3 separate regions of the Homo sapiens genome follow, and regions 1 and 2 are each linked to region 3. The links are chromatin loops, found by intact Hi-C in ENCODE. Cell type or tissue: PC-3. All regions are shown on one strand. Each heading gives the region's core, and the rest is flanking DNA. Links, peaks and the distances in the headings are about the cores only. Region 1 overlaps CRYBG1 (crystallin beta-gamma domain containing 1). Region 2 overlaps CRYBG1 (crystallin beta-gamma domain containing 1). Region 3 has its middle 15 kb from the start of ATG5.

Region 1 (10,561 bases), core at 335-5,334, 230 kb before region 3:
TGTCTTACCCTTTAAAGTGTAAGGGCTTTGTAGGTCCACAAAGTTGGTAAATTTGTTCCAGTTCTCTCCTGTCACTATCTTTGGAAATAATTTAAAATGTACACAGTCTTGAAATCTTGATATAACATTTTACAAAATCACCCAAAAGCTGCTAATTAGGCAACCTGTTTAAGCAGCTACCAAAAATGAAAGGCAAGAAATGAAAGGAGGACAAATTATTGGTTTAAAGCTATGATAGTCTTTTGAAACGATGAGTAAGTTCTCTGAGTCATGGCAGCATGATTTAAGGTTGAATTTAGAATCAATGAAGGAGGAGTCGATCCACTTTCCAGTCTGGTCTTCCATCAGCATTGTCCTTTTTAAGAAATAAGGTGGCTGGAAGGACCTCCAGAAGATTCTTCTTCCTTCTTTGTTCAGGTATATAGGACCATGGCTTCCCACACTTGTGTAAACTTCTCTTTGCTGACAGTGTTGAGGATAATGTGATTTTGATCATACTGTGTGCCCCCTAAAAGAAAGGAAAATAATAAAAGATGAATGTACCCATGGTGAAGGGTCTATAGCAGACACAATTCCCCTAACACCAGTACAGCAAAAGTAAGCAAGTAAACAAGGTGTAGAACTGCATGCCTCAAGGAGGCAAGGCAGGGAGGGAAGCCTGGGCCCCTGTGGGATGAGAGGGTCAACCTGCCATGGGTGAATCTGTCCAGATCCCACCATTGGGGCACCAGCACCTTCACACAGGACATCCCACCTCACGGGCTCCTTTTTCTACCCAGTTCTTAAGAGCTAGTCCACAGTCACTCTTACAATGTCTGAAATTCAAGGGAACTGGGAAAACCCGAGAGAAGGGAAAAGGAGTAAAGAGACTAACATATATTTGGTGGTGAGATGGTAGATTCGAGACACCAGCGAGGAAAGAGCAGGTAGTCCTGGCAGTGGTGGAAAGGTGGGAGGAATGGTTATCGAGGAACAGCACTTGCATGAACAATGAAAACGGGCTGTATTAGGTCAAAGGGGAGGTTTGGATGACACCCGGAAGTACATAAGGGGACGCGGTAGCATTGTCACTACTGGGGACTCAGTTGGTGGATAAAATTTCATAGCATTTAGGATGCTGAGTACCACAGTATTGTAAAACTATTATCATGAACTCTCTCCCTGTTACCAGAATGTTTGTAAGATTTTCCAAAGGTGCTTACTGGATGTTTCAGATACTTTAGTGCTAAAAACAGCCTCATGGCTTCTTTCTTTGGAGAAGTATCATTAACAAAAGGGTTATCTGATTTTTTTTTTTCCAGTGTAGAATAAAGATCCCTTCAGATGGCTTATCCTTTTTTTAGCATAAACCTCAGCACCAAGGATGTATCAACAAAGACCCCATCAAAGTAAAAATCTGTGCATTTTGATGCAGGGAGTGACTGGTATTGAAAGCATGCTTCCTCCTTGGATCAAGAAGAAATAAACATTCTTTTCACCTTTGAAGCATTTACAAAATATGAAAAAGGTTTGGGAATTTACACAATAAATCTAGGTATTATAGTTGAGGAAGGAAATCGTCTCTTCTCTTGTGAGACACTGATTTATCATCATTGGTAATCTACAGCCTCTACACAGCTAGATGTATGGCTAGATGTACTATAGAATACAAGGGTAAGGTGTTTTGGGCCTTTATGTGTAAGTTTGTAGCAGTAGGGAAAAAACTACCAGCAAACCCTACACTCTGCCGAGACAGAGACACACAGCATACTCCACTGAAATTTCAGGAAGTATTAAAGTCACAATGTCTCTTTTCATTCTTCATTATAGTATGTTAAAATACTTTTTGTATTTTAAGAGTATCTTTTGTATTTTAAAAGTAAAGTATCTTAAAATACTTTCATATAAATTCAACTAGAATCATGAAAACTAGAAAGTTCTTGAGAAATAATTTGATTCATTCTCTTGCCTTTGGAGAGTGTTTAAATTGTGCAGACTTCATGTTTTTTAAAGTGAACATGAATCAGCTTCCACTGTTGTTACAAGGTATGTGGTCTGGAATAATACATGAATGTCTACCAAAAGAACTCATTTCCCAAACACAAGAAGATGAGCTAGAAGACAGATGCATGATCTAATAATTCTTAGGGCAATTTTAATAGATAACAAATGGTTCAGTAGTTGTAGCTAATGGAAATCATGGTCTGCTAGTAAGTGCACCAACGAGAAGAGACGTGTTTATATTTTCCTTTGCATGGGGTGTGGGACGTGCGGCGCTGCTCTCTCATGTCCACAAGATGGCACCATTCTCCCAGTCTGAGAAAATTAAATTCAGTTTAACAAGGAATTAAAACTGTTGTAGCTAGCCGGGCGTGGTGGCAGGCACCTGTAATCCCAGCTACTCAGGAGGCTAAGGCAGGAGAATTGCTTGAACCCAGGAGGCGGAGGTTGCAGTGAGCCGAGATCGTGTCATTGCACTCCAGCCTGGACGACAGAGTGAGACTCCGTCTCAAAAAAAAAAAAAAAAAAAAAAAAAGACTGTTGTTGCTACCGTGCTAGATACTGAGATTTCACAAATATACGGGACATTATGCTTACTCAGCAGGCACTTGAGTAATTTATATAGTGTCATTTAGGAAGGGGCTCTGGAGCTTTAAAAAGAAGTCTTAAGAAACCTAGAGTCCCACGGTTCATGTCAGAGCCAAGACAAGGAGTGAGGTGTCCTTCCTTCTGGTCCGCTGCTAATGTAACAAGTCAGGGACATCCTGTGTGCCTAGCGCATCTAGAACGTAAACTGTCTGAAGCCAAGGAGGAGGCTTTTTTTTTTTTTTTTCACGCTGGTGCCCTCCGTGTCTAGCACCGAGCCTGGCACATAGTGTGTACCCCGTGAATACATGTTGAAAGAATAAGAGAAGAAAGCTCTAGCTAAGGATCATAGTGTTGTCCACCCTGGACATAGGAAGCAGATCACATTTGTAAAAAACAGGAAGGTTTGGTCAGATTTCCTTTGAGAACTACATACCCTACTTTCTCTAACATTGTGTCAAAAACTCCATTTTTTCCAATTGAGTCACATTTCTTTGGTGTCTCTGGAGATTTTGAAACTCTTGTCAACACTGAAGCACTCTAGTGCAATAAAGTTTATCAAAATAAGAATAAACAAAGATCTGCATAATTCTTAACTAGTTTGAACCTCAGGTTGATCATCTATAAAATGAGTATTTCACCTGTCTACATATTGACAAATCTGTTGTACCAAATGTAAGGTGAGGGAGCTGTACTATATGTTACTGTTTGGTTTCTGAATATTGCATTTATTTTCTTATATCCAAGGGTACTACTTGCATTTTATATGATCTTTGTGGTCTCCATCCAGCCTGTAGTTGCAGTGCTTAGTTTGTGTTCCCTAAGTGCCCCCTTTAATGAAGGCAAAGGCATTGTTTGCTTCTGAGCATCTTTCCAACTTCTCAGATTCTGTCTGATCCTAAGTCCATTGTTTTAAGTGGGTTGGCCAAGCTACCTACCTGGAGATCATTCAGAAGTGACAGCCACTTTTGCTCCCCATACAGTTACCAAAGCCCCTGATGAAAATGTCCAGATTCGTTCTCCATTATCCAGAAAAGTTGTTTTTTAAAAATCAGATTACAGCACTTTCTTGTCCCTACAACTTTTTTTTTTTTGAGACGAAGTCTTGCCCTGTCGCCTAGGCTGGAGTGCAGTGGCACAATCTCGGCTCAGTGCAACGTCCGCCTCCCGGGTTGACGCGATTCTCCTGCCTCAGCCTCCCAAATAGCTGGGACTACAGGCGCCCACCACCACACCCAGCTAATTTTTTTGTATTTTTTAGTAGAGACGGGGTTTCACCATGTTAGCCAGGATGGTCTCGATCTCCTGACCTCGTGATCCACCCACCAGGGCCTCCCAAAGTGCTGGGATTACAGGCGTGAGCCACGGCACCTGGCTCTTTACCCCTACATCATAAACTTTAATGACAGCATTGGCCTAAATCCCTGATTAAAGTAAAATTGAGTCATTTTGTAGTGATGATTTAAAATAGAGTATGTAATATACTCATAAAAATTTAAAAAAATTAATGGAGTATGTAGTATGGTTACATTATCACCAGTTCGCTACAAAACACAATTGTGCTGACTTTCCTGATAGGGAATAAAAAAGTGCCCATTAATTTAAAGCAGAATTACCCCAGATGACATGAACACACCATCTGCACCTGTCAATAGCAACACACTAGTTCACTGAGTTCCCACACAGAGGTTAGGTCATTCTTATGTTATTTTTAAATGACTATCAGTGGTTCTCCGGGTGTGGGCCTCAGACCAGCAGCATTGGCAACACCTGGGAACTTGTTAGAAAAGGAATTATCAGGCCCCACCCCAGACCTACAGACTCAGTCTCTGAGGATGTGGCCCCACAGTCTATTTTAACCCGCCCTCCAGGTGATTCTGATGCAAATAAAGTTTGAGGACAACCACGCTAAATTTATTCTCCCCCAAGCACCATCAGTTCACTCCCTATTAGCTTCATTGAACACATGTTGCATTGAAATCCTGTAGGCTGTGTTAATTCCTTTGAGATCTTAGATCTTTTCAATGAAAGGTCACGTGTATACATGAGAATCATCAACTCTACCGAACTAAGTGCAATCACGGCCTTTCAGCTTGTGATTTTTAGCCTAACACTATTATAATAAAATAAATGTTTGAAGTCAGCCTATGGCCAGATTCTGGTTCAGCAGTTACAGCTGTGAGATTGTGGCCAAACTGGCCAACCCCTTTGAGCTTCCGGGGTTTTGTTGTTGTTGTTGTTGTTGTTTTGTCTGTAAAACTGGGGAGAAAAGAGGGAGAGGGGATAATGTAGGCCTCATAGGGCGGCTGTGAAGATGACGGGACATGGTGTACTGAAAGTGGCTAGCACAGCAGCTGGCACACAGTAGGGGCTCTCTTACTGTTACTACTAATAATACATTCATCATTTTCAAAAGTTATGAATAGATTTTTCCTTAACTAAAAGACATACACATTACAATAAAGAAAATAAAGGAAGTGACCCTTACCTTTAATGTCTAAAACTAAATTTGGCTTCAACTTGCTGTAAATCCTGCCATCGGACTTCAAGCTCCAGAACTGGCTGTCAGCATTCTGGTCCAGGGCCAGGCCTAGCTTGGAGCCAGATGTTACCAGGCTGCCCACAATCGTCAGGCAGCAGTCTTCTGCTATCTGCTCAGTGGAAAAGACCAGATATCTTAAATATGTATCCAGCTGTAAGTCTCATAGCAATTATTTCTCTGGTTACATTGGGCTTTAAAATTATCTTAGTTCCTAGCTTCATTTACCCCACATGAGGCAGTTCAGCTCTTAGCCAACTAGAATCGGACAATAAATATTTATGCCATTTATTTCAGATGACACGAATGATGGGAAAATCTCAATGTTTGTGCATCGTCAGAGACTTCTGCCCTTTGCAAGACTATCTTACTAGTAGGGAAAGCCTCATAACATTAGAACTGCCCATCATATTTTTCCCTGTCATAAGTGACCATGATCCCAGGCAGGTTCTGTAGCTATATCTCCCTCTGACATCTCCACCTCTGCTTGGCCTGACCTTCCAGTATATGACTGCACCTCTAATTTTGTAGCACTGGGTGGCTAAAGGGCATTTTATCATTTTAAAACTCGGAATTGCATTTATTAGCATTTGTCTTTCCTTCATGAGAATTAAAATTTTCTAAACAGGCATGCTTTCCAGCTATGAAAACAGAAAAATGCAGACTCACTAGAGGGTGTTTTAATGCAAAGATTTTATGAGCCCTTCCCTGAAGTGAATCTACCCTTAATATATAAATAATGTATGGCAGTCATGTTCACATGCCATTAACAAAAATTACTGGCCAGGTACAGTGGCTCACAACTGTAATCCCAACTCTTTGGGAGGCCAAGGTGAGAGGATCACTTGTGAGACCCTATCTCTACAGAAAAGTTTTAAAAATTAGCCAGGTATAGTGGCATGCACTTGTGGGCCCCAGCTACTCAGGAGGCTGAGGTGGGAGGATCCCTTGAGCCCAGGAGGTCGAAGCTACAGTGAGCTGTGATTGCACCACTACACTCCAGCCTGGGCAACAGAGCTAGACTCTGTCTCAAACACAAAAACAAAACAATGTTGCTATAAAAATGCCTGTTAAAAGTGTATTATTGTAGGCCAGGCGCAGTGGCTTATGCCTGTAATCCCAGCACTTTGGGAGGCCAAGGCAGGTGGATCACGAGGTCAGGAGATCAAGACCATCCTGGCCAACATGGTGAAACCCCGTCTCTACTAAAAATACAAAAAAGTTAGCTGGGCGTGGTGGCACACGCCTGTAGTCCCAGCTACTCGAGAGGCTGAGGCAGGAGAATCGCGTGAACCCGGGAGGTACAGGTTGAAGTGAGCCGAGATAGTGCCACTGCACTCCAGCCTGGTGACAGAGCAAGACCCCGTCTAAAAAAAATTAAAGTATATTATTCTATATTGAGATGAAAGCACTGTGATAATCTAGGAGACTTTTTCTCATTGACCTATTGAATTCAAAGTTGTTAAATAACATCACTGAAATGTCTGTTAGAAATAACTGCTGAAAGACACCATTTTCTTGGATTAAGACAATTCAAAGGCAGAAAGCTTCTTTTCATGATTCCATATTACAACTACTTCTGTTCCTCCTGCTAGTTCTTCTATGCATGTCCAAACAGTACTTCTGTTTACTGAAAGAATTCCCCCTCCAGCACAACAGACCCAATTAACGAGTTGTACTCCTTTTCGCAAGGCTGTGTTCCTTCTGCTGACTCACGGGGCACCAGGTTTTTTTTGGTTTTTTGTTTTGTTTTGTTTTGTTTTTTTAAAGAAAATCAGGAGCCAACGGTCAAGCTCACAAAATCAAGGAGTAAAAAAGTTTTATCTACCATAGAAGCATGAGCTTCTTTCATAAAAATCTTACTACAGTCAGCTTTTAAGTGTCTGTTAATAGTAGGAATGATGCAGGAGGGACATGGGCCATTTTCTAATTTACAACGTATGACACTTAGGAAATGGACTGTGCAGCACACAGAGGGATCTCTTTACCCTTCATCCCGTTCTGTGGATTTCCCCAAAACAAACCAAGAGTGATTTTTGTTGACAGGGCTGGAGCTTATAGTTTGTTTCTGTAACAGTTACATTAAGGAAAAAGGGAAGAATAACACACTTCCTTTTTCTACTACTATATAAAAATCAAGCATAGAAATAAATATTCTATCTTGGATCAGTGCTATATTTACCTTTCATTTTAAGTTCCTAGACTGGTTCTATCAGAGCTAGGATATACTGTCATGAAAAAAACAAATTCATTTCTGAAAGTACTCCAGGAATTGTGAAATTGCATCTACTTGAAGAAAAGATCAAAAGCATATGAAAGGATGAGTCACCTCCTAGCAAAGCCATCACAGGCCCCCGTGGAATCCTAAAGCTCACCCTGCATTTGATACATCCTTCTTGATAGATCCAAATCTGATCATCGGCCCCGACATCCTCCATGACCTGTATCCTCAGAAGCTTCAGATCCTCTAAGTTTCCATTGGTTGACATGAATAACCCTGTTGCTTTGTTTCGAAGTCTGAAATAAATTCGCTTCTAGAAGACAAAACCCCCAGCAGTTGTTATACCAGATGTGCTGCTGGAAGCACTGAACAAGCATGAATATCAGGAAGAATCCAAAGTGAGATATGGATTAAGGGTAATTACCATACTCAAGAGTCTCAGAGGTTTTAAATTTTCTCAATGAGAAGAGTTTGACAAAATGTCAAAGCGCCTGAGGCAGGGTGCCTGCCTGTGGATAACTGCGTTTGATGTTCAGTTTGATGGCCTTCTGAAGCAGCCACACCTCTTAGCACCAGAAACTGAGCCCAGATTATTGGGGCAGGGAAGGAGTTTATAGGGTGAGGCCAGTTATAAACTTTGAATAAAAAAATTGGATAAAAAGTTGGATTGCATTTACAAAAAAATTTCAGAGAAGAGTCTATGCAGAGCATGGAGAGGAAGAAAATACCTGAACAAAAGGTCGTAGAGAACCTATTTGGCGACAGCCACTGAATTCATACCAATTAGGTACTTCTGCAGGTGACAATAGGAACTGTCGCCCTCTGTAACTGCCATATTCATAAGTAACCCATCTGAAAACAAAAATAACCACAGTAAGTGGCAATTTTCATTTGACAGTGGACCCCAATTACATTTATTTTTAGAATGCTTTCCATTTCTAGACTGAACTATATACTTTTAACATACATTGGGGGAAAAATGATCTTTTCTAGAACACTTAAAAGAAGTAATTTCTTGACAAATAGCAAATTTTTGTTACATGAGTACTTATGCCAAAAAGTTCCATTCTTGAAGAGAAATAGGTAAGTTTTTTCCTCCGTAAAGCAGTGAAATATTGTCTTTTAGTGGATTCCTCAGTTCTTCCTGGGAACTATTCATAAAATAGCTTCAGTTGTAATAATGGGTCTTTAAGTTGTTAATATTTCCAAAGCTCTTAGTAGGTGCTAAATAGGGTTAAATAAAAAGTTTTGTCTGCAGTGAGAGTAATCTTTGTTAAATCTAAAAAACTGCTAAGATACTCAGTTCCCTTCCGCTCAGATGCTACTGCTGCACACCTGAGGAAGTATGGGTTTAAGCGCAGACTGGCGTGGAAGCAGCCCAGCGCCCTCCTCTCTTGCATATTACATCAGGGAAGAATGCACTCTACTTTTAATCCTGGAACTTAAATCCTGGATAAAATTTTATCATTTTAGTCATCTTATCATAAAAACAAAATATTAAAACCTACTGCAAAAAAATCACCCATAATTCTACCACCCTAATATTCTATAATTTTTTTTTCCAGGTAGGTCTCACTCTGTTGCCCAGGCTGAAGGGCAGTGGCACGATCACAGCTCACTGCAGCCTCAACCTCCCAGACTCAAGTGATCTCCCACCTCAGCCTCCTGAGTAGCTGGGACTACAGGCGTGCACCACCACACCCGACTAATTTTTGTGTTTTCAATAGAGACAGGGTTTCAACATGTTGCCCAGGCTTGTCTGGAACTGCTGGGTTCCAGTGATCTGCCCACTTTGACCTCCCAAAGTGCTAGGGTTACAGACGTGAGTCACTGCGCCCAGCTTCTGTGATTTTTTTTATTTTCTTTTTTAGATGGAGTTTCACTCTTGTCACCCAGGCTGGAGTGCACTGGTGTGATCTCAGCTCACTGCAACCTCCACCTCCTGGGTTCAAGTGATTCTCCTGCCTCAGCCTCCTGAGTAGCTGGGATTACAGGGGCCCCACCACCACACCTGGCTAATTTTTGTATTTTTTAGTAGAGACAGGGTTTCACCACGTTGGCCAGGCTGGTCCTGAACTCCTGACCTCAGGTGATCCACCCGCTTTGCCCTCCCAAAGTGCTGGGATTACAGGCAGGAGCCACTGCACCCAGCCCGGCCTGATTATTTTTTAAATAGATGTAGTCCACCCCAACATCTGTTGTACACAGGTAGACCATACCTATTGTTTTTGTGAATAAAAGAAAAATACTTTCTTAAAAACATGTATTACATTGATGGTACTCATTCATTTTTATATCTTATTCAAAAGTATTCGAAGTTGAGGGGAAAAAAATCTTTCCAAGTTGACCTTTAATCATTTGTATAACATCTGCCAGTCATTCCCAGCTAAAGGAAAATCCCAACCCTGAGCTCCAAAATCAGAGGACTTGCTCTTTTTTAAAGGGATAAGTAAAGTCAGCTCTTTCTTACTTGCTAGACTATGAGAGGTGTTAAAGACAAAATCCTTACCTTAAATAAACTAAAAATCTGGATAATGAAATAAAAGATGCTTTACATATGACTTTTCCCAGTGGAAAAGTGTTCTACAAAGGTGCATAATTATTAACCCTTACAAAAAGAGAGGGTATATGTCAATTAGTTTAAGATAATATAAGAGAGGGAGAAATCTGATCAATTTTTTTTTTTTAAATTAAGATAGGGTCTTGCTTTGTCACTCAGACTGGAGTACAGTGGCGTGAACACGGCTCACTGCAGCCTCAACCTACTGTGCTCAAGTGATCCTTCGGCCTCAGCCTCCTACGTAGCTGGGGCCACAGGCATGTGCCACGACACCTGGCTAATTTTTAAATTTTTGGTAGAGATGGGGTCTCACTTTGTTGCCCAGGCTTTTCTTGAATCCCTGGATTCAAATGATCCTTCTACCTCGGCCTCCTAAAGTGTTGGGAATACAGGCGTGAGCCACTGTGCCCAGCCCAAACTTGATTTTTAAAATGATCTATTTTATTGAGTCAACAAGTAGGTAACTCACATGCCACCAATAACCTGAACAGAGCGTATTTGTGTGTTGAATCCCAGGGATCGGAGATTGACAGTTTCTGCATTAAGTTCAATCTTTTTTCCTTTGAAGTCTTCTCTTTCAAAGAGAATAATTGTTGGTTCAGAAAATTCCTGTTGAGGAACAAAAACAATGTTCTGTTATTCATCTTTGTTAATAATTCAAACTTATGTGAAAATC
Region 2 (8,495 bases), core at 250-5,249, 170 kb before region 3:
ATAAGATACTTAGGCTCCCTTATTGCAGGCCCATACCTTAAATTTAAAAGGAAAATTAATTTATAAGCATTTCCTCAAAGATCAAATTATGAAACTAGTGAGATGATTAGAAATAGAGAGCTTCAATTTGCTATCAGTTAATGAGGGATGGTCACATACCAGAGAATATACTTTTTAAAAATTCTCACTAATCATTTCAAGGAAGGGTACTCAATTCAAACATCGAAGTATATCTTATGATGTAAATAGAAAACACTACAGGTTAGCCAACAGGCTACCTTAAGGACAGGAAACACGTATCTGCACATTAAAGATTTACACGAAGATCAGAATAAATTTTACAACCAAACTTTCTGTGCTATTAAGTTGTGCTACCAAGAGTTACTACAATTAACCTACTTCAGACTGATTAAAAGGAAGGCTCCTATAATTCATGTTGTAATGCCTTCATTATGAGACAGGGGAAAATAATTTGGAGTCCAAAAAGCCATAGTTATATTATAAGAGGAAAATTCTCCTTATTCTACATATACCATTTTAAGAATTTCAACATTCAGCACTTGGTAGAGAACTTGAAGTAATAATTTTTCTAACAGCATAAAGGAACATGCTACTTCAGTGTCATTTTTCAGGAAATACGAAATAGTTTTTCTTACTCTTCAGTCTCAAATTGTTTTAAAGAATAATCTGATTAACATCTTGCGATACGGTCATAGGAAGAATTAAAGGGTCTGAAAAAACCATCAGTCACAAAGAAATGGGTCAAAGGACTAGAAATACTTATTAATTTTTAAGTCAATAATTTGCCAAATGACCATGTGCAAGGCACTGCGCAAAACAAATACATTGAATGTCTGGTAAAGAAAATTTTTAGGTATAAATTAATCAGAACTGGGAAAGACATATTTGGTTTAGTTCTATTACAGAGAACAGCAAACGAAGAATTTCATTATAAGATCATCTTTCCTGTTTGTTTAGCCTACTATTTCACAGTGTAACATTTCTGGTTTTTCTACTGGTGTCTTCTAATTGGAAGACAGGTGAACCATCCTTCATAAGGTACACAGCAATGTTTCTCTAAGGCTCACATTTAGGAGGCTTTAGCATTCAATCACACTGGTCTTCTATAAATAATAGGCATCATTCACCCAGCTCATTTCTCTGATGCTACCTACCATCACAGAATAAATCACTGACTATATCAAAGGTCTCCAGGTTGGCAGTTGGTGAGGTAGTCAAGTTATTCATTACGCATACTTCCCTCTCAGAGTTCTCAGAGTTCTCCCAATCAGAACTCTCCTCCTCTTAAGCTTACTTATCCAAGAAATCAAATAGAATGAAAGAAACCATTAGGTTCAAGAATTATAATGATAATGTTGTTAAAATACCCACTCCTTGAACAAATATGTGAATGGAGGAAAAACTTAAGCACTTAATCATTATTCACCTGTGCTAAGTGGGAGTGGTGAGGGAGCAGAAGTGTGAGAAGGGAGGGTCTTATCAGTTTCATAGAGTACCTTCCCTATCCTGTCCACCTATACAAATTGCATTTATCATCAAGGCACAAGGCCCAGCTCCCCCAAAGCACCAGCAGTGATTTCTTGCTCGCTAGCACTTCCCCAGGATTTACAGATGGTAACATTCGTTTGGCAGTTTCATCAGATATCATCTTGTATTGTTATTTGATTTGTGTGCTTTTTGTGTGCCAGATGGGGCTATAAAAATTTCAGGGCAATATCCTGAGTCACAGTTGTAGGGTTTTTTTCCCCCACAGTGACTAGCACAATATCTTGCACAGAAAGTATTAAATAAATTACTTGTGAAATGAATAAACTTAACAGCAAGTAGTCACAGTTGTTTTGTGCTTTCATGCAGCACAAGGAGGAAGAAGCAACCAAGATACATAAATTAGGGACTTTTTGAAAAAGGCTTAGGCCAATAATGCACTAAGTTCCATAAAATGTTTTGGAATTATCTTAAACTCACACCTGTCACAGCTGCTTTCATGTAGCAAATAATCTTCCAGTAAGAACACTGATCTTTATTTCAGTAACTGAAAACTACTTTTCAGCCTGGGTCCAAAAGTATCACCAGACTCCCTAACATTATAAAGGGGAAGAAGCAACCAAGATACTTGTATTAGGAACTTTTCTTGTGTGTTTTTAAGCTTTTTGCCAATAAATGCACTGAGTGCCATAAAAGGTTCTGCAAATTCTCTTAAAACTCACACATGTCAAAGCTACTGGATCGTATTTAACATGTTACTGTTTGCTCCATATTTTGAAATTCACAGCACATGCATTTTAAGAACATCCCACCTTGGAACACCCTTGTACATTTTGAATAAAGAATAGAATCAGCTCATGTCAGGCCATGAGGTCTTATCTCTCATCTACATAAACGTTGAGCTTCAACGGATATCCTATTTTTACATTCGTTAAACTTAAATCTTGTGTTAAAAAGGGAATTAACTGAGGAGGCTGCCACAGGTGTCATCTTAAATCTTGACTGTGTAAACTGGCCCTTCACTATCTTAAGTTCAGCATGGAGGGGAAAGTTCAGTGACCAGACGTTTCTTCCACAATGCAGATACCCCGAGCCTCTCAGAGCGGACCCCCAGCACGTGTGCGGACAGCAACTCGGCCGGGACTTGCGCGGCTACTTACAGGGTCACTTTAGTGGTCACTGTCGACCTGCCCACGCCGAAATGGTTCCTGGGCTTCAAGCCGTCGGCGTCAGAAGCTCCAGGCGCTCCGGCCGCTCTGCCCAGCTCTCTGCTTCGACCTCCCTCTGCCCGGCCGTTGAAGTGGTTGGGGAGCGGGCCCCTCTTGTGCTCGGGCTTGATCTCCGGCAGCAGCGAGCTGCTCTTGACCGGGAGCTCGCGGGGGATGGCCCGCGCCGCCTCCTCCCCGCTCTCGGCCGCAGTGCCCTTGGTGACTGGGCTGGGATCGGGCACCCTCTTGGGTGGGGACTCCTTGGCGGGAGCCCGGGGGCCGCTGGCGGGCGGGGCGGGCACGGCCTCGAGGGCACGGCTCCTGCCCTTCCTCTTCGTGGGGGACGAAGCCGGGGGTGGCTGTTTGCTCCGGTCCGACTCCCCTCGGAGCTGCCCTTTGGTACCGGGGCTGGGCTTGGACTCTGGGCTCGCAGCGGAGGCAACGCCCCCGTCGAGGGCTGCCCGCGGAGATTTCACTTTCTTTTCCGCCGAGGCGTTATCGCTGGCCGCGTTTGGCGCCACCTCGTCGTCGAACACCGCGTCGTCCCTGGCAGCGCTCTCAGGGAGCTCGGCGTCCGCGCCGGGGGAGTCGGTGGATTTCTGCGACCCCCTCCGCCTCCCCGACCTACGGCCGCTGGACCTCTTCTCCATGTCGTCCCAGTCACCGCAATCTTCCGCTCTGGGAGTAATCACGACCGGCTCGTCCACTTGTGCCCCCTCAGTCTTACTCAAGTAGATGTCCAAAGTTAGCACCTTAGCAGGGTGGGCGTGACCCTTGGGGCGGGCTGTGCAGTCTGCCTGCGCGGAGCTGGCCGTGTGCGCTGCGCCCTCGGCCGGAGGCTCACCTGGCAAATCAGACGCGCCCTTGGGGGGCTGGCTGCGGGCGTTGCGGGGCCCCAGGGAGCCTTCTTCGGCACACACACTGGGGGCTCCGTTAGGGGCCTCGCCTAGTCCTCCCGCGGGCCGCTCCTGGGTGGGCGACCCTGGCGCACCCCTCACACCCAGGAAAGCCTCCTGTTCGTGGCCAGCACCTGGTGAAGCGTCCTCCCCCGGACTGCGGGCGGGCGTCTCTGCGTTCTCTTGCCTGGAGGAATTTCCCGGCGAGGAATGCAGCTGCTTGGCAGTGGTGGTGGCATCTGGGAAAGGCTCTCCCTCTGCCTCCAGAGGTTCTAATTGGGGTGAATCATTTTCATGGCACTGCTGCACAGCCACAGCCGCTGCACTGCTGCTCCAGCGAGGTGACAGCTCGGCGTCAGGGGGGGCTGCGGGGCCACCGCTCTCGGGGAGCTCGCCCTCTGCCTCTCGGGGATTCTCCCGCGGGGAGCCCTCCTCGCTTGTGTCCGTTTGCTTCAGTTGGCTGCTCTGAGATCTGCTCCTCTCACTCTCTCTCTCTGGGAGCTTAGGAGAGGCTACCACATCTTTGGGAGAGAGTGGTTTGGCATTTGATCTGGTGGGACTCTCTAACCCGTTTCTACTGTTTCTTCTCCTTCCTGCAGTGAATAGAGTGCCAAGTTTCCCCAAAACTGGCTTCCTTCTGTTGTCTTCTGGAGGTTGTGCTCTGGACTGAAAAATAAAAGGGATGAGGAGGGAACATATGAGAATCTGGTGTTTTTCCCCTTAGACGTACATTACAGAACCACCAGCCAAAATGATAACAGACCAGAGTTTCTAATTGAAAATGATAAAGTTATGTTTATGTTACATTCATTCCAACAAAATAAACTCTGGTTTTACTTTTGAATTTTGCTTAAACACCTTAAGTTTCTGGCAGTAGTCAGAATAGCATTTTCTTTGAATTATAATTCTTGTTTTTTAAAGGAAAATTTGAACGGTCCAAATAATCACATATACAAAATAAATAGTTCCTTGCCCTCTCTAGGTTTTTTACCTTCTTCCTCAATAAAGATGCAATTTATAAACAGCCGTGCATGTGACCATGGGGCAGCAGTAAACACACTAAAGTATCCTAAGGCGGACTTTTTCCCGAAACACCGCCCATTCTTTTTGTAGGAGGGAAGGAGGACGAAGAAAAAAAACCAGTCCTAGCAGCCTTCTCCTCCAGAACAGTAAGAAGCCACCTGGGTTCAACATCTAGTACTTGCAACATGAAAACCTTAAGCAAGCTCGGAGGAAGCAAGCACCTGGGCCCCGCCTTAGCCGGAGCTCCAATGGGAGGAGCGCGCGAGCGTTCAAACACCCGAGTGATCCCGCGGCTGCAGAGCGCATCGGAAAGGCTTTTGCCTGTGGGAGTTCCTACCATGTGAACACGGAGGAGTGCGTGGGGGTAGCGGGCGAGGTTGCAGGGGTGACCGCCTTTGCTCACCGCCCCCTAGAGCCGAGGAGGTGTGGCTGAAGGATGCGCTTGGGACTCTGCCTACTCCGCCCCGGGACCCGTTCCTCGCCACACGTGTGGTTCCGGGGTCGCACGGCTGGAGCCCCAGGGGCCGGCCCACCTATGCGAGGGTGCCGGGCCGCCTGCGAATGATCCGCAGCGCTCCCAGGAAGGGGGAAAACCTGGGCTTCTTATATCTCCTGGAGCAAAACGGCTAGCATCCAGTGCCCGCGCCAGAAGGCGGGAGGGAGCGCAGAACAAACCAATAAAAGCAAACCCGCCAATGGGCGCGGTGGCGCTCCGGGGTTTGCCAGAGTGGGGACTGGGTAGGTGCGGGGCATAGAGGTGGGCAGGAAGAGGAGGAGGCGAGCCTGGGAAAGCGGGGGAGCAGGGGCGGCGAGCCCAGCCTGGCTCCTAGGAGAGGGAAGTGTATTTGCGTAAGGACTCCTCTGAAACCAGGCCAAACGTGCGGCTACTGTATTTCTTAAGAATCAACTTTTAAACATTCAAAACCTAGGTGCTAGCTTGAGTCCTGGCGACGCAGGAAAGAGCCCCACCTTTCCTGGAAAAGGAACATTCAGGACAGTACCGACTACGGGGAGGTTCCCCAATCACCCTTTGAAGCTCCATTGCGTTTGAGTTACATGCAGCAAATGGACTTTGGCGATGGGAAATAGGAAAGATAACGCATGAAATTAACAGGTCAACAAGCATTTGTTGAGACAGTCCTGGTACTGTAACATAGTGTCACCCCGCTACAGCCCAGTAAGGTCATGCTGTTACCACACAGATGAGGAAAGGAAGCTCAGCCAGCCTATAAAGAGACACAAAATTGGGGTGGGGGGGAGAGGCGGTCAGAGCAGTAAAGTCAGAATTCAAATCCAAGTCGCCTCCTGCCCACCCCATGCTCCTTCCATTCAGCCACAGGGGCCCCTTTCAGAGGCCGCGGAGGTTCTGCCGCCACCCGAGAACCACAGTCGGCCCAGAGGAACAGACTACGGGTCACCCACCCCCCAGAGTCAGCTCCCGGGGAAGTGCGCATGAATCAGATTTGCTCTCAAGGTTCTAAGACTCTCCTGGTCTTAGAAGCGCCTGGTGGGCGCTTTGGGACTAGACAGCTGCTGCTGCTGCGATGAACCAATGGTGCAGCCGCTCGGAGCTCTTGTACCCGACGTCATACGATTTTAAAATCTAACCAGATTTTGATTAATCCGATTCTTCAATGGTTATATAAATAATATAGGAAGAATTCGAAGTATGATTTAAGGGAAAAAATTAAAATATTGTAACTTCCTAAGGAAACATTTGGATTATTTTACAAGTCAAAGGTATGACATGATTTTTAAATCATAATACATGTTTACTGAGCTATCCTTATGGGTCAGGCCCTTGTGATTCACACACTTTCATTTTATCTTCCCAACAGCTAGGTAGGTAGTCTTTTTTTAGTGCCCGTTTGTCCAAGGTCCCACCACAGGTAAAGTCTGACTCTGACATAGAGCTCTGTGTCTCTGCTGTCTGGACAGGCCTTCAAACGTATCTTGAAGTAGTAGCCAGGGAAAATAGGTTTGAGTCTTGGCTTAATTCCATTCCCTGTCAAAATAAACCAACTAAGTATATGTATTACTCTGTCCTGCCAATGATGTTGCAATCTGCTTTTCCCATGCAGCAGACGCTTGATCAGCAAGCAGTCCTCTCTATGCTTAGTATAGGCATTAAAACAATTTTTTTTTTTTTTTTTTTGGCTATTAGATGCTTTTTACAAAACTGGTTGCTTGCTCTTCAACTTGGCTCAACTACTTGACTCCTCCCCCCCTCAGAGGGGCAGCCTGTTTATCACCAGCCAGACTGCTGAATTTCCTAAAAATACATGAATGTTCATAGTGGCTTCATTCATTCATAATAGCTAAAAACTGGAAACAGCTCAAAGTCACCGGACATGGCTTGTGAACAGATAAACAAATTGTGGTACATCTACACAGCAGAGTATTATTCAGCAATAAAAAAGGAACAGACTTCTGAAACATGTAAGGATATGGATGCTAAATGCTTTTGCAGACTCCAAATGTTACATACTGTATGGTTACATTTATATGACATTCTAGACAGTGCAAATCTAATCTATAATGATAGAAAGTAGGTCGGTGGTTGCCTGAGGGTGGGGTCAGTGGGTGGTAAGTGGTGGTGGTGCAACAGGGAAGAGGCACAAAGGAACGTTGAGGGTTAAAGTTCTATATCTTGATTGTGGTGATGGTTACACATGAGTACTTATCTTTCAAAACTCATCAAACTGTACATTTAAGATGGGTATATATAAATGAAGTTAAGATACAATCTCTTTAAAACAGAGTTTTCCCCCTGGGAAATAAAGAATAGAAATGCACTGTGTGGCACAATCCATCTGTCTTGGGTGCACATTTCACAGGGTCTCACTGTATTGACCAGCCTGGTGTGCAGTGGCACGATCACAGCTCACTGCAGCCTCAACCTCCTAGGCTCAAGTGATCCTTCCACCTCAGCTTCCCAAGTAGCTGAGACTATAGGCATGTGCCACCATGCCCAGCTAATTTTTAACTTTTTTGTAGAGAGTTTCACCATGTTGCCCAGGCTGGTATCAAAGTCTTGGGCTTAAGTGATCCTTCTGCCTCAGCCTTCCAAAGCGCTGGGATGATAGATGTGAGCCACCGTACCCAGCCACGTTATGCAGTTCTTAATGAGGGATCTCGTGTCATTTCAAATGATAGACTCGTTGACAGGGGAATGCAGTCTTCTCCCACGGGACCAGGTCCCTGTGGATATCCAAGATCATATCTCCAAACAGGATCATCTGAGCAGGGCTCAGAATGCCCCATACCTCCTGAGTAAAGTCCTCAGTCACATCTTTGAGGAACACCCCTTCCTAAATGCGATACGTATTTCTTTTCAACCAGGAATTGTTTCTTTCCATTGTTCAGGGGGAAACTAAGGCAAATGGAGACAAAAAACTAGCTGGCCTGGGAGTTGTCAGAGAGGGACCTTCTTAGGTTTGAGCCTTTGGGTCTGGGGTCTTAAACCTAGGATGGGAAGCCACAGACCCACCACCTTTCCAGGCTTGATGATAATTTGCTAGGAAGGGGAGTGTTTTGCAAAGAGGCCATGAGTGACCATCAAGTTTCTTCATGCTTCCTCAGATTCCTCTGCCCCTGACTTTCCCACAGGCCTGGGCAGGGTCCTGAGGGTTCCCAGGCTGGGTGTTCTCAGAGCACATGCAATCCTGGGTCCTCCTTTGTATTTACCTTTTTACTGTGTATTTTCTGCCCACCTTACTTAAGGCAGCCTGCACACCTTACAGTGCAGAACCTGCACTTGGCACCCTTCCATCATCCATGTCCAACTGGGACGGAGCAGTCCACAACAGGACTATTGTAGAGGTGGCACATGGGTTGTGTGCTACGACCTGCTTTAGAGTGT
Region 3 (10,561 bases), core at 3,171-8,170:
TTTTAATAAATACATCTTTCAGTTAATCAATAAGCATTGCCCAAGGTAGTGTTAAGTGCTTTATGTGGGACCAGAAACATTCTTCAGGAGGTTAAAATCTAGTTCGACACCTAAGACTAAGAAACATCAAATAATTAAGGGATAAAGTAAAGAAGTTGCTGCTGTAAATTTTTATCATTAGTTATTAGTTTACTAATCTAATACATAAAAACTAACAGTAAATTTTATTTTTGTCTTATGTCTTGGCCATACCTTAGTCCACTATTACTCCGCCTTCTTCCTAGCTTGGCCTAAATAACTATAGGACGACACTCATACCTGACACATTCAAATTGCTTGGATGCAGTCCTGTCCTGAAACTAAGATATACATCTACATACCACACAGGCTAAGCATTGACTACCTATGGTAAATTGAGAACATTATATAATTCTTCCAGATGAGTGAGGGCTTTGCAAGAGAGGATGTAATTATTATATGAAGAAATGAAAATAACACTCTCCTTTCTCATTTGCAATGCTTATTAAATTGTATGAATTACATGTTACCAGATTGTTTATTCATATTTGCTTTGTTCTGAAAAAGGATTTGAGACTGTTGAATGAAAATAGGTAACACATAAGCAACGAGCTGTGTGGGTTCTTTTCCCTACTCAGAAACATAGAATATAATTTCATATACTGTAGTAATGGCATAATAAAGTGGCTTAATAAGCAGCCAGTTTCAAACACTGCTTAACTGGCTAGTTATGGGTAATTTATGCATGGGATAATGCAGCCCATCAGTTGCTACATTTATTTAGCATCCAGAGGTTTTGCGTAAATGAATCAATCAATTCAATTTAAAAACTAGTATAATTTATTTCCTCCTACTTAATTGACATTGGCTCTGATGTACCCATTACCTCAATTATGGAATTCTAGATTCAAGTCCATAGTACTGGATCTTGGACAGACTGTCATTTTAAAATAGAATTAAATGAGCTCATGTACCAGACATGGCTAGTTGCCAATACTCATTCTCCCTTCTTCAAAACATTACCCTGATTCTGTTTGAGGTGAGAACACTCTCTAACTAAAAGTACTTGATTTCCCAGCTTGTTTTCCAGATAGAGGTAGTCATTTGGCACAATCACGACCAGTTAGATGTGGGTGAACATCTGTGGCGAGGATTTGCTTCCTTGAATGGAATGGTAAACCTTTGAGAGGAGGAAGTCCTTGGCCTCCATCCTTTCTGTCTTCTTTTCGTCTTCCTTCCTGAGACATGAATGTTATGCCAAAGAAGCCAAACCCATCTTATGGCCCAGAGGATTGCAGGGCAGGAAGAAAGAAGCATTTGGAACAATGACGCTACCATGGGGCCACTACCCAAGCCCTAGACTTCTTGTAATGTGAACAACAACTAAAAATCTAATTTTGGTTGAGTTTTCTGCCACCTGCTGTCAAATTTCAAATACTATAAAGGTGCCCAAAGTGGGTGCCAAAAAAATGTTAGCAATTATGTGAGAGATTCCTAAAGATCAGGAAATACTTTAGGAAAGCTTTAATTAATTAATTAATTAACATGAAAAAGGGGAGTAAGTCTAATAGCAGGGAGGTAAAAACAATGATGTTATTAATATTTATTATTATTTTTTTTTAATAGAGACATAGTCTTCCTGTGCTGCCCAGGCTGGTCTTGAAGTCCTGGGCTCAAGCAATCCTCCATGCTTGGCCTCCCAAACTGTTGGGATTACAGGCATGAGCCACCACACCCAGCCAATAGTTATTATTATGGTTAATTTTTTGAGTGCTTACCATACACCAGGCACTGTGTAATATTGTATATATATATAAATATAAATATGCATATAACATACAGCACATATATAAACAGATGTTTATTTGTTATGTATATATAACATATGTATAATTTATTACTATAACAATACTATAGGGTTGCAACTATTGTTACCCCATTTCATAGGTGAGAAGAATAAAGCTTAGGAAGGTTAAATAAATGTGGCTACAGGCGCATGCCACCACACCTGGCTAAATTTTTGTATTTTTAGTGGGGACAGGGTTTTGCCATGTTGGTCAGAGTGGTCTTGAACTCCTGACCTCAGGTGTTCCACCTCCCTTGGCCTCCCAAAGTACTGGGATTACAGGCATGAGCTGCCACGCCTGGTCAAAACATCCTGCTTTTTAAATGAAGTATCAGATTAAGACATGTAGGCAAAAAAGCAATGTAGCAGCAATGCATGAAGAATAGGTTTATCTGTTAATCCCTAAATAGCTGGTATTTGAGTATCAGGAACTACAGAGACATCTAGAGGGGAAGAGGAAAGGTCTGAAACCGTGGCCAAGAGACGCAAAGCTATGCACTGCCCCTCAGAACTTCATGATGGCAAAGAACAGTTTATTGTGTTGAACTTTTGTTTACACTGATGTGTATATATTAAAATAAGACGTATTTGTTAAAGTGTGGTGGTGGTCAGGAGAATACACTTCACAGATCTTTACTGAGTGAGAGTGATTGATTGAGGGCCCAGGGACTGAGCATGCTGGAGATTAGAGGGCAGTCCTATTCCATGGGACTCCTCTGACTGATGACTTTGGCTTGAGACATCTAAAAATTTCTTGTTGCACCTACCTTAGGCTAAACTGGCTTCTATCCACCTGCTCCTTTGCTCCACTGACAGCTGGCTTTCCCAGCCCCTCCTCTCTCCCTACATTTTCCTTTTCTTTTTCTTTTTCTTTTTTTTTTTTGAGACCAAGTCTTGCTCTGTTGCCCAAGCTGGAGTGCAATGGTGTGATCTTGGGTCATTGCAACCTCAGCCCCCCGGAGTTCAAGTGATTCTCCTGCCTCAGCCTCCTGAGTAGCTGGGATTACAGCATGTGCCGCCATGCCCGGCTAATTTTTGTATTTTTAGTAGAGGCAGGTTTTCACCATACTGGTCAGGCTGGTCTTGAACTCCTGACGTCAGTTGATCCGCCCGCCTCCACCTCCCAAAGTGCTGGGATTACAGGCTTGAGCCACAGAGCCTGGCCTTCTTTTTTTTTTTTTTTTTTCAGGGATGTCCCCATGTTCCCTGGGCCAGTCTCAAACTCCTGGGCTCAAGCGATCCTTCTGCCTCAGCCTCTCAAAGTGCTAGGATTACAGGCGTGAGCCACCATGCCTGACCCCCCTACATTTTCTATCACAGAGACTTCTCCTAGAGAAATATTTGTAAATTTAATCCTGTCCTGGAGTCTGCTTCTGGGAGGACCCAGACTAACATGAGTGATAAATGTCTTCTTAAGAAAATGCCTCCAGTCTAGACTGCTCCCTCAAACTCTAGATCTCTTTAGATGTTACCATAAAATTCCATAAGGATACTTTGCAGGTAATCCCCCACCTTTTTAATAGACTTAGTTTTTCTTTTTTCTTTTTTTTTTTTTTTTAGACTTAGTTTTTCTAGAGCATTCTTAGGGTCATAAGAAATTTGAATAGAAGGTACAGAGACTTCCCATATATCCTCTGCCCCCACACAGGTATAGCCCCCCACTAACAACATTGCCCACCAGAGTGACATTAACCAACTTTGAGCTCTAGGGAACACATGCTAAAAATTTTCTTCTTATCAGTTTTATAATTTCTTTGTATCATTAATATTAATACTTCAGCAAACAACAATGCTTAGAGACAGTGATTCATGGGCTAATTTTAGACAGTCCTCACTACATAAATAAGGCCTGTAGTTTACAACTGATGAACCTACATTTACACATCATTATCACACAGTGCCCATAGCTTACCATAGGGTTCACTCTTGATGTTGTACAGTCTAGGGGTTTGGATAACTTATAATGACATATATCCACCATTCTAGTGTCATGCAGAGTAGTTTCACTGCCCTAAGAGTCACTGGTGCTTTGCCTGTTCATCCCTCCCTCCCTTCAACCCCTGATTTTTTTTTTTTTTTGAGATGGAGTCTCACTGTGTTGCCCAGGCTGGAGTGCAGCCATGTGATCTCAGCTTACTGCAACCTCTGCCACCCAGATTCAAGTGATTCTCTGGCCTCAGCCTCCTATGTAGCTGGGATTACAGGTGCCCACCACCACACCCAGATAATTTTAGTATTTTTAGTAGAGACAGAGTTTTGCCACATTGGCCAGCCTGGTCTTGAACTCCCAACCTCAGGAGATCCAACAGCTTCAGCCTCCCAAAGTACTGGGATTACAGGCGTGAGCCACCACACAGGGCAATCACTTGTCTTTTAAGTGTCTTTATAGTTTTACCATTTCCAGAATGTTGTGTAGTTGGGACCATACAGTATGTAGCCTTTTTGGGCTGGCTTTTTTCACTTAGCAACATACATTTAAGTTTCATTAAATGTCTTTTCATGACTTGATGGCACATTTCTTTTTAGTGATGAATAATATTCTATTTGTCTGTATGTACCATAGTTTATCCGTTCACCCACTGAAGGATATCTTGGTTGCCTCCAAGTTTTGGTATTTGTGAATAAAGCTTCTACAAACATCCATATGGATAGAAGTTTTTGTATGAACACAAGTTTTCAACTCCTTTGTGTAAATACCAAGGAGCCCAATTGCAGGATCAGATGGGAAGATTGTGTTTAGTTTTGTAAGAAGCCACCAAATTGTGTTCCAAAGTGGCTGTACCATTTTGCATTCCCACCAGCAATGAATGAGACTTCCTGTTGCTCACATCCTTGCAGGCGTTTGGTGTTGCTAGTGGGTAATCTCGTTTTGGCATTGGTCTTGGTTAACAGCCTGAACACTAACACCTCAGCCGCCCTCACAAACTCACCCAATCAGTCACTAAAGTCCTTGATTATTCCTCTTGAACATTTCTTCTTTCCACCCTCTTCTTCATCCCACTGCCTTGCCTTTGTCATCATTTCCCAGTTGACTGTGGTAGTTTTTCAATTGCTCCCATTGCCTCCAGAGACATCGCCAGTCAAAACACACTTTATGTTAGCTGGGTGTGCTGGTTTGGGCCTGTAGTCACAGCTATCTGGGACAGTCCTAACTACATAAATAAGGCCTGTAGGTTACAATCGATGAACCTGCATTTACACATCTATCATGCAGTGTCCATAGCTTACTACAGGGTTCATTCTTGGTGTCGTACAGTCTAGGGGTTTGGATAAATTTCTAATGACATGTATCTACCATTCTAGTATCATGCATAGTCATTTTATGCCCTAAAAATCCTTGGTGCTTTCAGGGAGGCTTGCTGCCTCAGGAGCCTGAGGCAGGAGGATCATTTGAGTCCAAGGCTACAGTGAGCTATGATCGCACCACTGCACTCCAGCCTGGGTGACAGAACAAGACCCTGTCTATTAAACAAACAAACACTCACTACGGTCTGAGAAAACTTCCAAAACCACACATCTGGTCATATCATGCCTTTGATTGAGACTTTCCGTGGATCCCCTCTGGTTACAGTGTCTTTAGAACCTTTTTAACATGACCCACTGGAATAAAAACATTCCACATCAGGACTCAATAAACACATTCTTATTCAAGATATGCACGTGTATGCATAATATATATAACTAAAGTAAAAGTTTTATGAAACAAACTTACTCCTGCTACTTGTGATGCACTTTGATATTTTCTATGTTATTCTATTCTGTTCTGTTCTACAAAATTTTATTTAACACAAGAAATTATTGCAAACCACTAAATTAATCTTACAATCTAGTAACAGATTATAACTAATAGTTTGAAAAACCTAGAGGTCTGGAAGATGAAGTCCAAATTCCTTTCCTTGGCTTCTGATCCTTCTCTTGATGTAAGGTTGGACAATAATTCCAGCTTCATTCATCTCACCGGTAAAACCACTGAATGCCTGCTATATGTCAGTTACAATGTGGGGAATTAAACAGTGAGTAATGAATGGCTCAGTGCCAACCAGAAAAGACAGTGCAGCATTCTGTGGGACACAGACCAGCAAAAGTCTATTACTATTCAATGATAAAATGAAGGTAAATACTGTTAAGACAGCACATAATAAGGCGATATTCTTGGGGGAAGTAGAGAGAGCTTCCCGGAAGAAACCTCTAAAGTGACATCTAACAGCTAAGTAGGAATTAATCAGGAAAAAGGGGTGGTGAGAGGTATTGTCCCAGGCAGAAGAAGTAGCCTGTTTATTGGAGGCAAAAGAGGGCATAAGGTTGTACCAGAAGGGTGAGCTTTTTGAAGACTAAAAAGTGATTCATTGTGGCGAGAGACTCAGAGCTCCGGGAGGCATAGGGTAGGAGATGCAGATGGAGAGGTAAAGAACGCCCCCTGGAGGATATTGAAGGCCACACTTCTCTTCCAGGCTTTCAGATTGCATCCCAGGGAGTCCAAGACTCCACAGAGGGGCCTCGGGGACAGAGGGAGAGTATCAGATGAAGGCCAAGCAGGCCAGACTTTCCTTACCACCTTCAACCTAAGTAGCAGCGGCACAAGCATCGTGGCATTTTACATGGACCCGTTTTGAAGACAGTGAAGAAAATAGAGTGGAAGAAGGCAAGACTGACAGCTGTGCCAAACTGGAAGAGTGGCAGCAAGAGGGTAAGAGGACAGGAGCGGGCAGAACTTAAAGTCAGGATAAAGAAAAGACAGCACTGGGGATTTAATTTTGAACAAATCCTCATATTTTACACCTTCCGTGTCTTTGTGTATTTTGTTCCCTCTGCCTAGAGCAGGATTCTTGACCTTATTTAATTATTCATTTTTTTCTTTTGCAATGCATATCTTAGACTGTCTGGGAAATCTAAGAATAATGTATTTAAAGGCATCAACATACACATTGCTACAAAGAAACCCCAATATGTTAATATATAGTTATCAAAATATTAGGAACACAAAGTTGTGTTATATTGTTTCCTTGTTAATGCAATAAATAATAAGGTCTTACAGTGAGCCTTGTAACTACTGTAATTTCAAAGTAGTGAATAGTAAATATTTCAAGGATCTGAATCAACTGCAATGTGAGTTGAATATATCTGTGATTCTATTGGTGACAAGTTACAAATATTGCCAATACTACTCCAGTTTGTGGCCTGAATTTATAATGGAAGGAAATGCTAAATTTCGAACTGGAGGTTACTGAAAATAAAGATGAAACTATTTTCCCAACCAAATCTTCAAATCCTTGAATTGGAACCATGAACCCCTTGGTTACAGCCCTGGCTTAAAAGCCCTTTCCTTCCTTGTCTACCTGTTATATTCATTTAACTTCTAAGGTTTATCTTACATGTTGCTGCTAGTTATTCTTGAAGCTAGATTCTGATGGCAGTTGTATGTAGTTTAATTACAGCCTGTGAGGGACTGCTGCGGTCCTTTGTTTGCTTGTCAGTTCTCTCCCACACTGGAATGTGAGTTCCCTGAAGGCAGAAATTATTTCTGATGTACCTTAGTATCCTGAGTATTTTGCACAGCCTTGCATCAAAAAGCCAATTGAATTAATGGACACACTGTTCCATGAGAACACTAATCACTTTAAATTGCTGGGTAGGGGTTGGAGTGTGGAGAAAATGATACTTTACTTGTATCTCTCTTTCAGTAATACAGAAACTTCATGTTATAGTCAGTGGATGAAAAGAATGTAAGAAAACTGCCTAGAATAAGGCAGTAAACAAAATAAGGGTGCATAAATGGTGGATAGAAGTGTGTGACAAGTAGAGCATGAAAGAATCCCATTGAAAAAAGAGTAGATTTGGCTGGGTGTGGTGGCTCACACCTGTAATCTCAGCACTTTGGGAGGCTGAGACAGGAGGATGGCTTGAGTCCAGGAGGTTGAAGCTGCAGTAAGCCATAATTACGCCACTGCACTGCAGCCTGGGTGACAGAGTGATACCCTGTCTCAAGAAAAAAAAATAAACATAAAAAAAATGCTGCTCGTCCTTAACATTCAAAGACAGCCTTTAGAAACTTATCTCTGCCAATTCTAACAATTAATATATGTAGGCAAATTATCCCACAGAAAGATCCTCAGCGTAACAGTTGTTGATAAAAGTGTCTATTAAATTTTAATTAGTACGTTTTAAAGTAAAAAGAGAAATCATCTAAATGTCCCACTCTATAATTAAATGTGAATTAGATTTTAGAATATTTTATTTAAAAAACACATTGCACCCTGAAAAGACACGAGGAAACTTAAATGCATAGTACTATGTAAAAGAAACCAATCTGAAAAGGTTATATAATGCCTAATTCCAACTGTATGACATTCTGGAAAAGACAAAACTGTGGAGACAGTAAAATGATAACTGATTGCCAGGAGTTAGGAAAGAGAGAGGTATAAATAGGCAGAGCACAGAAGATTCTTAAGCAATGAAACTCCTCCATATGATACTACAATTGTGGATACATGTCATACATTTGTGAGAACCTATGCAACATACAACACCAAGTGTGAACCATAATGTAAGCTGTGGACTTCAGGTGATAATTTTGTGTAAACGCAGTTTCATTGATTGTAGTAAATGTACCATTCTGGTGCAGAATGTCAATTGTGGGGGTGGTTGTGTGCGTGTGGGTGGGGGGATATAGAGGATATATGGGAACTCTCTCTACTTTTTGTTCTATTTTGCTGTGGACCTAAAACTGCCTTAAAAAAATGAAGTTTATTAATAAAAAAAAAAACATGTTGCCCCCTCTTTCAAGTTTATTGTGTAAAAACTTAAAAGTGTGAATCATATTTTTGTAAAGAATCTATGGAGCGATGGGTTTTGATACATACAACATATAGCCTATATATAATATAGTAACCATTTAAAAACTATGAAAAGAAATGCTTTTTTAAAAGTGCCATTTTAGTCAAGACTTTTGCTCCTTCTGAGCTTTTATGACACTTTTTCCCTTGACCACTCCTGCCTTGTGCTTTGCTACATCTCTTGTATAATGCTCTGTTTCCCAGTTTAGGTTGTAAGCAATTCCAAGGCAGATCTGTGACTTAGATCCCTGTATATTTCCCCCCAGCCCTGGGGAAAGGACATTTCTAGCAGAATGAACATGGTAAGCAAAGGCACAGGGATGTGAGGACCGAGCTCAGAGAGAGACCAGGGAGCCAGACAGCTGACGAGAGAGGAGCTGGAAAAGTGGATTCGGGTTAGATTTGGATTTTGTTCTGTAGGCAGTGAAGATTTAGTTTTTATAAAAATAGGGCAGGGGCATAATCAGAACTGTGCTAAAGAAGATTACTCTGGCAGCAGGTTGTAAAATGGATTGGCACAGGGGAGGAGAGGCATACAGTCTAGTGAAGGACATAAAAACAGCAGCTCCTATTTATTGAGAGCTTACTATGTGCCAAGCACTGCGATAAACGTTTTATGTGCATCATTTCACTTAATCCTCACAAGTCCACGAGGCAGGTGCTATCATTTTCCTTATTTTAGCTTGAGGAAAATGGAAAAGTGGAGGCTTGGAAAAGTTACATAAGAGCTAAGTTCTTGTGCATGCGACCTGTTCAGTTGCACAAGGCCTGGCACCGGCTTTCATGCTCTGCTGTCTCCATCTTGAGATTCTTAATTTTTAAACAAAGGGCCCTCGTTTTCATTTTGCCCTGGGCATCAGAAATTATGTAGCCAGTCCTGGTTAACTCATTTGTCTGTGGCCATATAGGTAATAGATGTCAGAGCAAGAATTTAAGAGTTCATATCTCAACCACTCTGCTCTGCTGCACAAGCCGATGATCCAAATCAAACCAATGAGAGAATGTGAGGGAAAGGGGATGGATTTGAAAGAGAATATGAGGCTGGGCGCGATGGCTCACGCCTGTAATCCCAGCACTTTGGGAGGCCGAGGAGGGCGGATCACGAGGTCAGGAGTTTGAGACCATCCTGGCTAACACAGTGAAACCCCGTCTCTACTAAAAATACAAAAAAAAATTAGCCGGGCGTGGTGATGGGCGCCTGTAGTCCCAGCTACTTGGGAGGCTGAGGCAGGAGAATGGCATGAACCTGGGAGGTGGAGCTTGCAGTGAGCCAAGATCGCGCCACTGCACTCCAGCCTGGGCAACAGAGTGAGACTCTGTCTCAAAAAAAAAAAAAAAAAAAAAAAGAGAATGTGAGTTAATATTCACAAGGTTTAGAAGCCTTTTTTTTTTGGAAATTAAAATAATTTTGTTGTGAGAACGTTTTTAGGATTTCACAAGATCTTTTACAATAACCAGATGTTTCCTACTGGGAAACACTATCTTTACATCTTTTTTTTTTTTTTTTTTTTTTTTTTTTTTTTTTTTTTTTTTTTTTTTTTTTTAGCAGAGTCTAGCTCTGTTGCCCAGGCTGGAGTCCAGTGATGCGATCTCAGCTTACTGCAACCTCTGCCTCCAGGGTTCAAGCAATTCTCCTACCTCAGCCTCCTGAGTAGCTGGGATTACAGGCACACACCACAATGCCCAGCTAATTTGTTTATTTGTAGAGACAGGGTTTTGCCATGTTGGCCAGGCTGCTCTCAAACTCCTGACCTCATGTGATCCACCTGCCTGGGCCTCCCAAAGTGCTGGAATTACATGCGTGAGCCACCGCACCTGGCCTATCTTTACCTCATTGAGGGTGCTGTTGGCTGGCCTTGCTGGC

The links. A loop is a pair of places that touch in the nucleus more often than their neighbours do. Peaks named below come from ENCODE experiments on the same cell type or tissue, not always from the same donor. Only the 100,000 strongest peaks of a DNase experiment are listed, where the experiment ranks them.
Region 1: it touches region 3 in a loop (8-fold over the local background); 86 of 110 quality-filtered maps call a loop at or near these places.
Region 2: it touches region 3 in a loop (2.6-fold over the local background); 12 of 110 quality-filtered maps call a loop at or near these places.

The regions. Positions count from the first base shown.
Region 1 is chr6:106,558,419-106,568,979 of GRCh38, reverse strand. It overlaps CRYBG1 (crystallin beta-gamma domain containing 1), which reads right to left. Exons shown (of 22, transcript NM_001371242.2): 18 at 10,355-10,494; 19 at 8,054-8,177; 20 at 7,480-7,638; 21 at 5,054-5,216; 22 at 1-508. The coding sequence ends at 414. Among named protein-coding and RNA genes, the nearest start is that of RTN4IP1, 66 kb to the left of the region's middle. In PC-3, for the core only: a CTCF peak has its summit at 2,256 (motif pointing right); a DNase peak (open chromatin) is centred at 2,259.
Region 2 is chr6:106,507,211-106,515,705 of GRCh38, reverse strand. It overlaps CRYBG1 (crystallin beta-gamma domain containing 1), which reads right to left. Exons shown (of 22, transcript NM_001371242.2): 3 at 2,667-4,276. Among named protein-coding and RNA genes, the nearest start is that of RTN4IP1, 120 kb to the left of the region's middle. RefSeq lists a silencer at 2,882-3,151 and enhancers at 3,272-3,431, 3,442-3,511, 3,563-4,521, 5,444-5,503, 5,249-5,854 and 1 more. In PC-3, for the core only: CTCF peaks have their summits at 3,270 and 5,047 (motif pointing left); DNase peaks (open chromatin) are centred at 1,725 and 4,915; H3K4me3 peaks cover 5,000 bases; H3K27ac peaks cover 5,000 bases.
Region 3 is chr6:106,335,240-106,345,800 of GRCh38, reverse strand. No RefSeq gene overlaps it. Among named protein-coding and RNA genes, the nearest start is that of ATG5, 15 kb to the right of the region's middle. In PC-3, for the core only: a CTCF peak has its summit at 6,288 (motif pointing left); DNase peaks (open chromatin) are centred at 5,890 and 6,230; H3K4me3 peaks cover 963 bases; H3K27ac peaks cover 894 bases.